Regions from separate parts of the Homo sapiens genome. Here all the other regions are linked to region 1. The links are chromatin contacts, found by Hi-C or POLR2A ChIA-PET in ENCODE. All regions are on one chromosome and are shown on one strand. Each heading gives the region's core, a stretch centred on a gene start or an enhancer-like site at or near the end of the contact. The rest is flanking DNA. Distances are from core to core; before and after follow the strand shown. Region 1 overlaps UBE2F (ubiquitin conjugating enzyme E2 F (putative)). Region 2 overlaps LRRFIP1 (LRR binding FLII interacting protein 1). Region 3 overlaps RAB17 (RAB17, member RAS oncogene family).

What was found. Hi-C counts contacts between places; a loop is a spot of excess contacts on that map. ChIA-PET counts read pairs that join two places held with the same protein, here RNA polymerase II (POLR2A). Pooled maps may share reads with other maps.
Region 2: a loop to region 1 is called in a pooled map, with 4 times the contacts of the local background. The contact joins two enhancer-like sites. A Hi-C loop is called at or near these places in 12 of 50 pooled maps. POLR2A ChIA-PET finds 5 or more read pairs at or near these places in 5 of 52 experiments (CD8-positive, alpha-beta memory T cell, WTC11, activated T-cell and 1 more).
Region 3: a loop to region 1 is called in a pooled map, with 15 times the contacts of the local background. The contact joins two enhancer-like sites. A Hi-C loop is called at or near these places in 1 of 168 maps with a recorded cell type or tissue (breast epithelium) and 5 of 50 pooled maps.

The regions. Positions count from the first base shown.
Region 1 is chr2:237,996,903-238,001,444 of GRCh38, reverse strand. The region is part of intron 4 of UBE2F (ubiquitin conjugating enzyme E2 F (putative)); the gene reads right to left. All of the region lies in intron 4 of UBE2F-SCLY (UBE2F-SCLY readthrough (NMD candidate)), which reads right to left. Among named protein-coding and RNA genes, the nearest start is that of UBE2F, 32 kb to the right of the region's middle. Within about 2 kb of position 2,749, at least 4 of the 41 ENCODE cell types and tissues checked have a DNase peak (open chromatin) inside an H3K27ac peak, as active enhancers do.
Region 2 is chr2:237,684,641-237,689,230 of GRCh38, reverse strand. The region is part of intron 1 of LRRFIP1 (LRR binding FLII interacting protein 1); the gene reads right to left. LOC124906128 (a long non-coding RNA gene) reads left to right here. Exons shown (of 2, transcript XR_007088145.1): 2 at 2,178-2,857. Among named protein-coding and RNA genes, the nearest start is that of LRRFIP1, 59 kb to the right of the region's middle. RefSeq lists enhancers at 1,872-2,371, 2,393-2,462, 2,372-2,873. Within about 2 kb of position 2,195, at least 30 of the 41 ENCODE cell types and tissues checked have a DNase peak (open chromatin) inside an H3K27ac peak, as active enhancers do.
Region 3 is chr2:237,580,844-237,585,334 of GRCh38, reverse strand. All of the region lies in intron 2 of RAB17 (RAB17, member RAS oncogene family), which reads left to right. Among named protein-coding and RNA genes, the nearest start is that of RAB17, 7.6 kb to the left of the region's middle. RefSeq lists an enhancer at 3,134-3,768. Within about 2 kb of position 2,739, at least 20 of the 41 ENCODE cell types and tissues checked have a DNase peak (open chromatin) inside an H3K27ac peak, as active enhancers do.

The DNA of each region.
Region 1 (4,542 bases), core at 1,500-3,999:
TTTTTTCTATATGTAATATCAATAAAAACCCTTTAAAAAAAAACACCACATATCTGATAAAGGATTCATATCAAGGTATATAAGGAAAGCTTACAACTTAATAAGACAATCAGGCTGGGTGTGGTGGCTCACGCCTGTAATCCCAGCACTTTGGGAGGCTGAGGCGGGCAGATCACCTGAGGTCAGGAGTTCGAGACCAGCCTGACCAACATGGAGAAACCTTGTCTTTACTAAAAATACAAAATTAGCCGGGCGTGGTGGCACATGCCTGTAATCCCAGCTACTTGGGAGGCTGAGGCAGGAGAATCGCTTGAACCAGGAAGCGGAGGTTGCGGTGAGCCGAGATTGCACCATTGCACTCCAGCCTGGGCAACAAGAGTGAAACTTGACCTCAAAAAAAAAAAAAAAAAAGGCAAAACTCTATCTCAAAAAATAAAAAATAAAAGACAATCAATCATATTTTTAAATGGGCAAAATATTTGAAGACTCACTTGAACAAAGAAGATATACAGGTAGCAAACAAGCAAATGATAAGATCACCATCACTAGTCATTAGGGAAATGCAAGTTAAAGTTATAATGAGATATATACCTACTAGAATGGCTAAAATTGAAAAGAATGACAATACCAGTTGTCAGTAAGAATATAGAGAAACTGGAATTCTCATTCATTGCTAGTAGGAATGCAAAACTTTGGAAAACTTAATGGCGGTGGTTTTATAAAGTTAAACTTACTCTTACCACATGGCCCAGTAATTTAACTGCTTTGTATTTACCCAGAAGAAATAAAAACATACTGGCAAATGAAGACCTGCACATAAAAAATTTTAACAGCTTCATGTATAATAGCCCCAAAGTGGAAACAACACAAAGGTTCGTCCACTGGTCAACGGGTAAATAAACTGGTATGCGTCCATACAATAGAATACAATTCAACAATACAAAATACAGAATACTGATTAACAACATGGGTGAAACTCAAAAACATTACGTTAAGTAAAAGAATGTAACTTATATCTCAATCAACATTACTTTTAAAAACACTAAAATAGATACATACACACCAATGATCTAGGATCTACTTCAAGAAGCTAGAAAAAGTAAAGTAAAACCAAAGTATTAGGAAGGAAATAACAAAGAGCAGAAATAAATGAAATGGGCAAACAATTGAGAAAAAAGTCAGTTCTTTGCAAAAATCAACTGCATAAACCTTTAGCTAACATGATCAAGAAAAATGAGAAGCCACAAATTACTGTATCAGTAATGAAAAAGGCGACATCAATATAAGTCTTACAGATATTAGTAGACTAGTAAGAATATTCTGGGCTGGGCGCAGTGGCTCACGCTTGTAATCCCAGCATTTTGGGAGGCCAAGGTGGGTGGATCACGAGGTCAGGAGACTGAGACCAGCCTGGCCAACATCGTGAAACCTGTCTCTACTAAAAATATAAAAATTAGCTGGGTATGGTGGTGTGCACCTGTAATCCCAGGTACTCGGGAGGCTGAGGCAGGAGAATCGCTCGAACCTGGGAGGTGGAGGTTGCAGTGAGCTGAGATCGCGCCACTGCACTCCAGCCTAGGCGACACAGTGAGACTCCGTCTCAAAAAAAAAAAAAAAAAAAAAAGAACAACATCAAAATACTTAACATCTATGAATTTCAAAATAAGTACTATATAAAGCTACGACAATTAAAACAGTGTGGTACGGGCCTAAGGGTAAACACAGACCAATGGAACAGAATCAAGTCCAAAAAGCAGAACTACACATATACAGTCAATGCTGTTTGGTCAAGCTTTCAAGGTAATTCAATGAAGAAAGGAAAGTCTTTTCATTGAAACAGCTGGATATCTAGATAGATAAAGTAAATCTCAACCTCTGTCTTACTCCACATACAAAAATCAATTCAAGATGGCTGATGGACCTTAACATAAAACCTACCATCCTAAAGCTTCTAGGAAAAAAACATAGGAGCATATATTTATAAGTTTCAGGTAAGCAAAAATTTCTGGACAGGACATAAAAGGCACAAACCATTAAAAAACTGATAAACTGCACATCATAAAAATTAAAACTTCAGCCACATGTGGTGGCTCATGGCAGTAATCTCAGCACTTTGGGAGGCCAGGGTGGGCGGATCACTTGAGGTCAAGAGTTTGAGACCATCCTGGCCAACACAGCAAAACCCCGTCTCTACTAAAACTACAATGGATGAAACTCAAAAACATTACGTTAAGTAAAAGAGGCTGAGGCCTGAGAATCGCCTGAATCTGGGAGGCAGAGATTTCAGTGAGGTGAAGTTGCACCACTGCACTCCAGCCTGGGTGACAGAGCGAGACTCTGTCTCAAAAAAAAAAAATAAATAAATAAATAAAAGAAATTCCTCCTCAACAAAAGACAGCATTTTTAAAAATGAGCAGAAAAGTCACAGAATGGGAGAAAATATCTGCAGCTCATGCATCTGACAAAAGACTTGTATTCAGACCACAGCACAAAATAAAAAGTTTTTTTAGGGCAAAAGACTGGGGCACTTCAGAAAGGACGATGTATAAATGGCCCGTAAATACATGAAAAGATACTCTACATCATCTGTCACTGGGAAATGCAAATAAAAACCCCAATGATATACCATTTCACACCCAAATGTTGATATATGTGTAGAACAATGGAAACTTCTCATACAGTGCTGGTCAGGGTATGGCACAACCACAGTGGAAAGTTTCTTAAAAGGTTAAACATGTTATCTTTCCTATGACTCAAAAATTCCACTCTTAGGTAGAATTAAAGAGAAAGGAAAACTATGAACACGAAAAGCTTGTAAAAAAAAAAAAAAAAGCTCACGGCAGTCAAACCTCATAGCTTTTGGTTTATTGATACTAGCCAAAACCTAGAAACTACTCAAATGTCTATCACTAGGAAGATAAATTATGACATATTCATTAAAATTCCATAAAAAGGGAATAAACTACTGATTCACACAACATGTGTAAATTTAAAACTATGTTAAGTGAAAGAAGTCAGAGACAAAGAGTACATATATAAGATTCCATTTACATATAAAAAATTCAAGAACAAGAAAAACTAATTTATGGAAATAAAAATCAGAAAGGAATTTTGGATGGTGGTGTAGGGGGCAAGGAACTGGCTGCAAAGAGGCAGAAGGAAACTTTGGGAATGATGGAAATGTTTTTCATCTTTATTGGGGTTATGGTTACATATGTGTATACATTTTCCAAATGTAAGCTATACATTTCAAATTAGTACATTTTATTGTTTATAATTTTATACCTCAGTAAAACTGATTATAAAATTTTTAATTTAAATTTAAAAAATTGTCATTGTTACTTAAAGCCATGTTCCCTTCAGCCTAAAACCATCACCACCATCACAGCAGGGCAGGCTGAGGTGACCTTCATCAACATGTCAGCCAGGCCACTCACTGAACAGGTCCAGTTTTTCAAACTGTCCCACTAACTTCACAGAAGCCTCCACGGGATATTTCAGGCTATCTTTTACGTTTTTGTTTTGTTTCATTTCACTTATTACTACTTTTTCTTGTTTTGCGAGATGATGTGGACGCTTTTTTTCTAAATTCGGTCCCTTTCTTTTCCCCATCACCAAATTACATTTCCATGTTTTTCTCTAAAGAGTGTATTTATTCCCAAGCATGAGCAACCACTCCAAAAGCAAACAAAACTATCAAAATGTTAGCAAGTGTGAACAGGAGCCAGATAAAGAGGTGTGAGCTGAAAATGCAGACGCAATTCTTCCACTCTTGACCATTCTAACCCCCAGATCATAGATATTAGTGAGTTTTCAGCCCTAGCTCCAGGATTACTGGCTACAAATGAGTCCATTTCAAAATCATTTTATTTCATATATTGTTAAAACTTCACAACTTAGACATATCACTGTAATTTGTTTTCAATATGAAGAGGAGCAGGATTCTAAAATTTTTTTTAAAAACCATGATATGAAGCAAGTTTTTCCGGTTGGCATATCTCGGCCACACTTCTCTTAATAATCAAAGGGCAGGCATCACCACAGCTTTCTAATTCACAGACATCACAAAATAAGGGCATATACACAGTATCTAAAAAGCATGCTGTGCACAGCTCAATGTTAATGTCCCTGAAGTACACTTATTAAAAATATGAATATTCAGGCATTAAGTATTTACAGGTACCAAGACACAAGTTACTTTTTATTTATTTTTTTTATTTTTTTTGAGACAGCTCTGTCGCTCAGGCTGGAGTGCACTGGGCCAATCTCAGCTCACTGCAACCTCCACCCCCTGGGTTCAAGCAATTCTCCTGCCTCAGCCTCCTGAGTAGCTGGGATTACAGGCACGCACCACCACCACACCGGGCTAATTTTTTTGTATGTTTAGTAGAAACGAGGTTTCACTATGTTGGCCTGGCTGGTCTCGAACTCCTGACCTCAAGTGATCCACCCACCTGGGCCTCCCAAAGTGCGGGAATTACAGGCATGAGCCACCGGGCCCAGCCACAGGTTACTTTTTAATCTGATAGAACAGTGAGTACA
Region 2 (4,590 bases), core at 946-3,445, 310 kb after region 1:
TGCCTCCCAGTTTTATTAGGATGGTGCAAAAGTAATTGCAGTTTTTCCATTAAAATTAACAGCGAAAAATGCAATACTTTTACGCCAACCTAAATAATACAGGTAACTTTAAAGTCCCCTTCTTGAAGCCCCCTTCTGAGGTAGTCCCCTCTCCCACCCCCAGTCTTTTTTTTTTTTTTCAACGTAGAGCAAGGTCAATTGTGAGGGTGGTGAATGGGTGACTGGAACCCACAAACTTGACGCATGGGAAGGCCGGGTCAGAAGTCAGGGTGTGGGTGTGGCTCTGAAAGGTGGCATTTTATAGAAACATGGAGATACACAAAATGTTCATCCCAGTACTCACAGCTCTAAAGATGGCTTGGCAGAGTAACGTTAAATCATACACCTCGAAGACAAAACTAAAACCCCGAGGGCACCTTGGAAAGGTCTGAGCAGGGGGGTGGGGGGTTTCCTCGGAAGAGGGTGCATCTGGGGCCAGGCACAGTGACCCACACCTGTAATCCCAGCACTTGGGGAGGCCGAGGAGGGTGGATCACCTGAGCCCAGGAGTTCGAGACCAGCCTGGCCAACATGACAAAACCCCATCTCTACTAAAAATACAAAAGTTAGCTGGGTGTGGTGGTGCACATCTGTAATCTCAGCTATTTGGGAGGCAGAGGCATGAGAATCACTTGAACACAGGAGGTGGAGGTTGCAGTAAGCTGAGATCATGCCACTGCATTCTACTAGCCTGGACAACAGAGTGAGACTCTGTCTCAAAAAAAAAAAAAAAAAGAAAAAAAAAAAAAAGGGGGTCCATCTGGACCATACCAGCATGGGGCCCAGGGTCTTAACTAAAGAGCTGAGAGGTCAGTGACCAGGGCTTGACTTCCTCCTTCTTTTGGTAAGGATGATCCAGGGACAGCCCCTTCTAACAAGTGCCTTGGAATTTATGGCCCCTTCCAAACTGCAGTTAATGGCCTGTAGACACACAGAACTGACCTCCCGACATCACTGGTTAAGCCCAGAATCTCTGCACTGAGAGGGTACTTTGGGTTTTGTCTGACTGCCTCAGAGGGCATCCTTAAAAGTTGCCAGGCCTGTGATATAACTTTGTCTTCCTCTGTGCCCTCTCAATGAAAATTACATGTCTGAAATCTAAAAATCCATTCTCAGAAGTATAGGAGACTCCTGAGAAAAGAACGAAAGGCCAGTAGCATGGTCTAATTTTGTTCTAGGAACATCAGAATCATAGCTAACCAGAAAATGCCAGAACAGTTAGCCAATTTGGGGCCACACCCAAACATGGTTTACTTTGTCTCCATGGTGTTAGTCTGTTGCAAGGTTCACTAGCTGCGCCTCCCACTGTGGTTTGGGGCTACAGAGACAAACCCTTACAGGGATGACAACACAAGGCTGAGGGCAGACGGGGAGGACACAGTGGCTCTCAGCCTCCCCATTAGTCAGATAACTAACATGAAGTCATTTTTCTAAATCAGAGCCCTAACATCTGTTTTTCATGAACGTGAATCACTAGCCATACTCATGACAGCAGAATAAATGTCAGTAAATTACTTCTACAAACCATGAGCTTACATTCATGTTATTGCTTTATTTGGATCACCTCTTTTTTTTTTTTTTTTTTTTTGAGATGGAGTCTCGCTCTGTTACCCATGCTGGAGTGCAGTGGCATGATCTTGGCTTACTGCAGCCTCCGCCTCCCAGGCTCAAGCAATTCTCCTGCCTTAGCCTCCTGAGTAGCTGGGATTACAGGTGTGCGCCACCACGCCCAGCTAGTTTTGTATTTTTAGTAGAGATGGGGTTTCACCATGTTGGCCAGGCTGGTCTCGAACTCCTGACCTCAAGTGAACCACCCGCCTCACCCTCCCAAAGTGCTGGGATTACAGGTGTAAGCCACCACACCTGGCCTATTTGGATCCCTTTGACTAATATCTAAAAACACATCTGTTATACGTGTGGCTCATGAAATGATCACTTGAAATTTACACAGCACCTTTCAGTTTACAACAGACTTTATCCACACACTGAGGCTCACAGAGGTTATAGCACTTGTCCACAGATGCACATTGGAAGAGCGAAGCTAGGTTTTCAACCCAGGTCTCCTCAGCCCTTAGCACATCATGATGGAATGCACCAGCGGCACGCCGCCTGACGCAGAGCTGCTTCCTTCCTCCCAGCCATCCAGGGGCCTCACTCAGAGCAGAAAGTCATCACGTGGACTCAACGAATGCCCTTAGCTGTCTTCCTGGTGGACCAGTGACCACACCTCCCACTCCAGGGGCACTGGCAAAGCAGGGCACACACCCAGGTCAATGCCAGGAGCCGGATCTCCCAGTAAGACTAGGGGCACTGGTAGGAGCATCAAGCAGGGGATCCAGACCCTGCCTGCTGTCTGCAAAGAAGGTGGTACCCCACGGCCAGCTGGTCCAGCTCAGGCACAAAGTATTCTTGGCCCTCAGGCCAGGGTCCTGACTGCCTCCGGTGGACAGAAGAGCAAGAGCGTCTGGAAAGCAACAGTGAGCTTGTCTCCAGCATCCACAACAGCTCCAGTGCCGGGCTTACATATGGCAGCATGCAGCCTTCCCACAGCTGCCCTGTGACCTGGGTACTGAACCTCTCCCACCACCTCCCTCAGCCCCCACCCCCAGGTTATGAATGGGCTCTCCCGATTAAAAGCATGTTCTCACTGCTTGGAACATGGTAGGTGCCTTATAAATGATGGGTGGGTAGATGGATAGATGGATGAATGGTTTTCCTAACAAAATGGAGGACTTTGATGAATTGTCATTAATTCTCATTGATCTTCAGTATTTTATACTTCTGTAGCAATTGGGAATAGAAACTCTTTTAAAAATGACATGTCTTTAGGATATTTTTTCATAACTACCTAGCACCCAGCAATTCATCACACTTATTTTTCATCTAATAGGTCTTTTATTGTTTTTGCTTTTTAAATCTCTTTAGATTTTCTAAGGAAGGTGATGGGTTTGATTATTGATTGAACTGAATTTGAATTGGAGGCAGAAAGCCTCAGTGGAGGAGTCTAACAGGCACCTCAGCACACACTACCGATTAGTTAAAGGTGATGATAAAATCAGGCAGCATGCACAGAACAGAAAGGAGCCTGAAGGAAGGAACCTTGAGACACTTACATGGGAAGGATAAGAGGTGTGTAAGAACAAGTCAAGACAGAGAAGGGGTAGTTAGAGAGTCAGAAAATAGAGACATCTCCTGGAAGCCACAGAGTGAAGAGAGCAAGGTCAGGAAAGACTTTAATTTGCAACTAGAAAAACACTGGTCATTACATTCTGCCATTAAAATTTGGCAATTAAACATTTTCTGTGATTTGTGCATGTGTAATAAATGGTAGACGGCAGCCTTGAAGGAAGGCGGGACCAAGGAAAAGGCTTTGCATGGGGGAGATTTATTCATGGTTTGTCGGTTTTTAAGGATGGAAGAGATGTGAGCCTGTCTGGAGGCTGAAAGGACAGTGAGAAAAGATGGAGTGGGTGGGGCAAGGCCTGAGGGGCTGCCGACCAAAGGCTGGGTGTGGGGAGCGGGGAGGGGAGCTGCAGGCACTGGCATCTTGTACTGACTCAGGATTTGATCCGATTGTGAGCTCCATGGGAATGAGGACACCAAAGTGGCCAGGAGAGGGCAGATAACTAGATGCAGAGCTTCCTGTGCAGGAAGAGTGGATGGCAGAGTTGAGGGAGGATAAGGAGCAGGAGGACCCAATATTGAAGGACCTGCCTCAGAGCTGTATGTGTCCCAGTCAAGGTGCACTGTACCTGAGCTCAGAGCCCTTCCATGGCGTTACATTACACCATTAAATGTTGTTTTGTGATACACTCTGAGGCATACTTAAAATAATTTCTAATGTATTTTACTCTGGAATTAAACTCATCTCAAAAAGTGTCTAGGAATAAGTCTATAGCAATCCTAAATGTATCCGCTTTCCCAGTGTGTTCCACAGAATTGATGCTTTTTAAGTCCATACCAGAGTGACCACAGTAACCTCCTCTATACACAGTAGCCAAGGAAATGGCCACAAACACCTCCAGTAAAGCATCTCTAAGAAAACCACTTCTGATTTTTGGGGTTTTTTTGTGTGGGGGGGGGAGGGTAGGGAGACAAGGTCTCACACTGTTGAGTGTCAGGTTGGAGTGCAATGGCACAATCTTGGCTCACTACATACAACCTTGGCTCACTGCAACCTTGTCTCAAGCTATCCTCCCAACTCAGCCTCCCAAGTAGCTAGGCCTGCAGGTGTGCACCACCACGCCTGGCTAATTTTTTTTTTTTTTTCAGAGACAGGGTTTCAGCATGTTGCCCAGGGTGATCTTGAACTCCTGGGCTCAAGCAATCCACTAACCTTGGCCTCCCAAAGTGTTGGAATTACAGGTCTGAGCCACCGCACCAGGCCCAATTTTGTTTTTCATGAAGACAATGCACTGCAAATATCTACCAATTACCTTCTAAAAACACGACAGCTAAAATCCATTATGTATTTCTCAGTCTTACAGGCACAAACTCTGAAAAGTCCTCCTAAGGCAGCTCTCCTGTGAAGAAAAAAAAAATCTATACATG
Region 3 (4,491 bases), core at 1,490-3,989, 420 kb after region 1:
ATGGGGAAAGCCAGCGTGTTCTTTATGCCCATTCCCCCTGGGGGAACACATGCAGAATCAGAGCCTCGGTTTCAAATTCGGACTCTGACATGGATAAGCTGCACATCTCCAAATTCACTCATTCATTTACTCATCTAACAGGCATCTGTTGAGCATGAACCCTTTTGCAGGCCTGCGTTAGGTGGGATGGATTCTATAACCAGCTAAACAGATGCACCAAACACAGAAACACAATTGCAAGATGTGGCACATGACGTTAGCTATTTAGGGAGCCCTTCCATTTTCTCAGGGGGGTGGTTCCTGAAGGATCCCCAGGGGATACAGGGGAATTGGCAGGGGTCTGCCTGGCCCGACTCCCAGAGCTAGTGGTGAGAAGGGCCAGGGTGATGGTGAGAGGCTGTCTGCAGAGGGGGACCCTGGGGAGAGAGTCAAGGTTACCCTGTGGTGTGCAGTACAATCCTCTTCTCCATTAGCAAGGAGATCTGTACCCCTCACCCCCCAAGTCCTGATATTGGACTTGGCTTCCTTTAAAAATACATCAAAATGCCAAGGCTGGCCTGAGGGTGGCCTCAGTTGAGAATAGAGCACACAGATGGGGGCCTCACCAGGCCTGGATGTTGAGAGCTTTGTACCTGGGTGGCTGGTATTCAAGATGCAGAGAGAGGCAGCAGGTGTCAGGCCAGGTGAGCTGGACTGGGGATGGATCTCACTCTGACACGGAGGTCTGCACACTGTGGCTCTCTGGCTGTTCTTGTTGTTTTGTGAGTAAGGTTCTGTGGAGACACAACTCTACCTCTTCAGGTACTTACCCTCTGTAAATGATATTCTTGCTGTTCCTCCTCCTCTATTCACTCTAAAATGGCAGCAGGGTTGAGTGGTTGCAGCAGTGACCCCATGGCCAGTAAAACCTAAAGTATCTGCTACAGGGCCTTTTACAGAAGGACTCCATGACGCCACCCTAGCAGAGCCTGCAGGAGCCAGCGCCCAAAGGCACTCACTAGGTGAGCGCAAGCAGGGCTGAGAGATTCCGAGATGCCCGGTTGGAGCGTAGGAGGGTGCTTTGGATTCATTGAGACGTGCTTGGACGTGCTCAGCCCACAGAGAGCTGTACCCACAGAGCACCCACCTTTCTTGGGTGGGGGTGGGGGGGTGATGTGTGGGGTCTGTGAAGCTTCAGGGTGGTGCCGGGCATTCTGTATTTTACAGGTGAGGGGGATGGAGGCCCCGACAATGAGGCGCGAGGCCCTAGTTCCTTTCATTCCAGCAAGCCAGGGTCCGAGCATCCCCCTCACACCTGCCCTGCCTGTACCAATTGCCTGCCCTCTCTTCAGGGGGCCTACCAGGGTCGGGGGGTGAACAAAGCTGGGCTTGCTGGGGAGTCCTAGGCCAGGTTGGGGGTCTTTGCTTGGGGGGCAGGCCTGTATGTCTCACTCTACTCCTGGTCCTCTGTCTGGCCCCGCAGGGGCCATCCCCCTGCCGGCAGCTTTCAGATGAAAGCCAGGGCCTCCCTTCCTCCAAGCCCCTCTCTTCCAGGCCTGGGTTTATCTCCTCTCTCTGAGGGGAAGGACCGTTCTACAGGCTGGGCTCTGCCTTTCACCCAGAACTGGTGGGTGGAGTCTTTGTTCCCACTCTGGGTCTCTGTGATGGGGCCGGGGTGGGAGGCTGTGGGCTGTGGCCCGTGGCACAACGGGGAGAGGAGAACAGCCAGATTAGGTTAGCCTGTGGCTCATGAGCTGCCTTCATCCCATCAGCCTCCAACCCTGGGGTCCGCACTTTTGTATTGAGCACCTCTGTGTGTGGGCAGCTGTGCCGGGTTGCGGGGTTAGAAATGTGGAAGCTCCTTCCTTTGCTGTTGGCTGAGTCCCCTGTGGGAACCATGGTCTCCTCTGCTTCCATCCAAGTGTCTGCGTCACACCTTGGGATAATATTACAGCTTTTAGAGGTAGATATTACTGTAACTATGGATAGATGTCATGCAATTTATTATTATCATTATGTTAATTTTTTTGAGACAGAGTCTTGCTCTGTCACCCAGGCTGGAGTGCAGTGTCTCACTGGAACCTCTGCCTCCTGGGCTCAAGCCATCCTCCCACCTTAGCCTCCAGAGTAGCTGCTATCACAGGTGCGCACCACCATAGCCAGCTAATTTTTATATTTTTTGTAGAGATAGGGTTTTGCCATGGTGTGCACCACTGCACCCGGCCTATGTTAATTATTTTATTATTATTTTTTTTGAGACGGAGTCTCGCTCTGTTGCCCAGGCGGAGTGCAGTGGTGCAACCTTGGCTCATTGCATCCTCTGCCTCCTGGGTTCAAGTGATTCTCCTGCCTCAGCCTCCCGAGTGGCTGGGATTACAGGTGCATACCACCATGCTGATTTTTGTATTTTTAGTAGAGACGGAGTTTCACCATGTTGGCCAGGCTGGTTTTGAACTCCTGACCTCAAGGAATCCACCACCCTTGGCCTCCCAAAGTGTATGTTAATTATTAATCCTCATTATAATAATTACATGATCACATATTATAAATGTGGATATTGCCACTTTTAGGATGAGGAGATGGGATGTGCTCACTCCTTTAACTTACGTGCTTTGGGGGAAGAGTGATCTGTGTTGCACAAAAACCCTTTGAGAGCAGACACTCCTGCTTCTTTTGTCACGTGTGGCTTCAGCTTTTATCAAGAACACTGGGCTCCTGTCCAGGGGAGAGGGTAGGCCAGGAGCAGAGCCTCAGAGGAGAATGGGAGTGCTGTCCTCACAGGCGGCCTGGAAATGCAGGAGGCAGCACGCCCAGTGCTTGGCTGCAGGATCCCCGAGGGAGGGACAGGATGGATGGCCACAGGCATGCCACTCCTTCCCTCCGTCTGGATTTTTTCCCTGTGAAACGGGAGTGTAAACACCTTCCTGGAGTGGCCTCTCCATGAAAGGTTGCTGTCACCCTGGGTGGCTTAAGGTCACCAAGGCCGGCCCTGTCCGAGGGGTCAGCCTTCAGGAGGATTGACTCAGGTCCCTGGGGCCCTCCCGAGGGTCTGGTTCAGTCGACAGGTGTGTGGGGTGGGGCCCACAGCAGGACATGACACAGGTGGTGGGCTCAGCTCCTGGCAAGACACCGTCCATCCAGAGGAAGCAGGAAGCAGAGCCAGAAAGGGACATGGACTCGAGCCCTGAAGCTGGAAAGCCAACGTGCTGGCTGGAGCCAGAAGAGCAGGCAGGAGCAGAGGCAGAACGGACGGGAGTCCGAGGGACGGGAGTCCAAGTGAGCGCAGCCTCCCGCCCACCCCCGCCAGGGCCTGCTGCGGAGGTGGCAGCTTTAGGAGCCCCTGCTGTGTCAGGGACGGGGGCTGGACCTCCCCATGGACTGCCCCCACTGTCCTAACAGGCCACAGCAGGGGAGATTCTGTGCGCTGCTGACTTTCTGCATGACATCTTTTGGAAGGATGGTGACATCTAGTGCTTGTGTGCACATTTGCCAGCTGAAGCCACAACTAACCCCAGACTTGTTGGGCTTTTTCCAGGAAGGGGACGGTGACAAACAGGTACTGAGCACATTCAACTTGGCACCAGCTGACTTCCCTTCTAAATCGAGAACGTGGCTGACGTCCTAGAGCCCCCAGAAAATAAGTTTCCATTTCATGTTCCTTTCAATTTGTCATCAGCTCACTATTTTTACAAAACAGCCAAGTGCTACAGAGAGGGCTTCAATGAGCAGAATTGGCTGTTTATTTAAATTAAAAGGTAAAAAAAGCAAAACCACTTAAATGATATTAACATTTAGTAGAGAGGCTGGGCGCAGTGGCTCATGCCTATAATCTCAGCAATTTGGGAGGCCGAGGCGGGCAGATTGCCCGAGCTCAGGAGTTGGATACCAGCCTGGGCAACATGGTGAAACCGTGTCTCTACTAAAAAAATAAAATTAAATTAAAAAAATAAAATTTAGTAGAGGAACTTTTTTTTTTTTTTTTAAGATGGCGTCTCATTCTGTTGCCCAGGCTGGAGTGTGGTGGTATGATCACAGCTCACTGTAGCCTCAACCTCCTGGGCTCAAGCAAGCCTCCACCTCCACCTCTTCAGTAGCTGGGACCACAGGTGTGCGCCACCACACCCAGCTAATTTTTGTGTTTTTTGTAGAGACAAGGTTTCACTGATCTTAAGCTCCTGAGCTAGATTGATCTTCCCTCCTTGGCCTCCCAAAATGCTGGGGTTACAGGCATGAGCCACTGTACCCAGCCAAAACTTTATTTTTTAATTACATTTTGGCCTTAGCCATGGAGATATAGAAATGTGGTTAGTGGGTTTCTGAAAAAGGTTATGATAATAAATGCATGCTGTCTTCCGGGTCAGAGCCACGGAGTGCACGAGACTAGGTTGCCTCAAATACCTGTCCAGGGGCCCACCTGAGGGCCTTACATCTCTGCAGGGAAGGGAAGGGTCTATGTTCTGTAAATAGCCAAACATTGACTATTATTATGCATTATCATTGCTTGGACTAAAA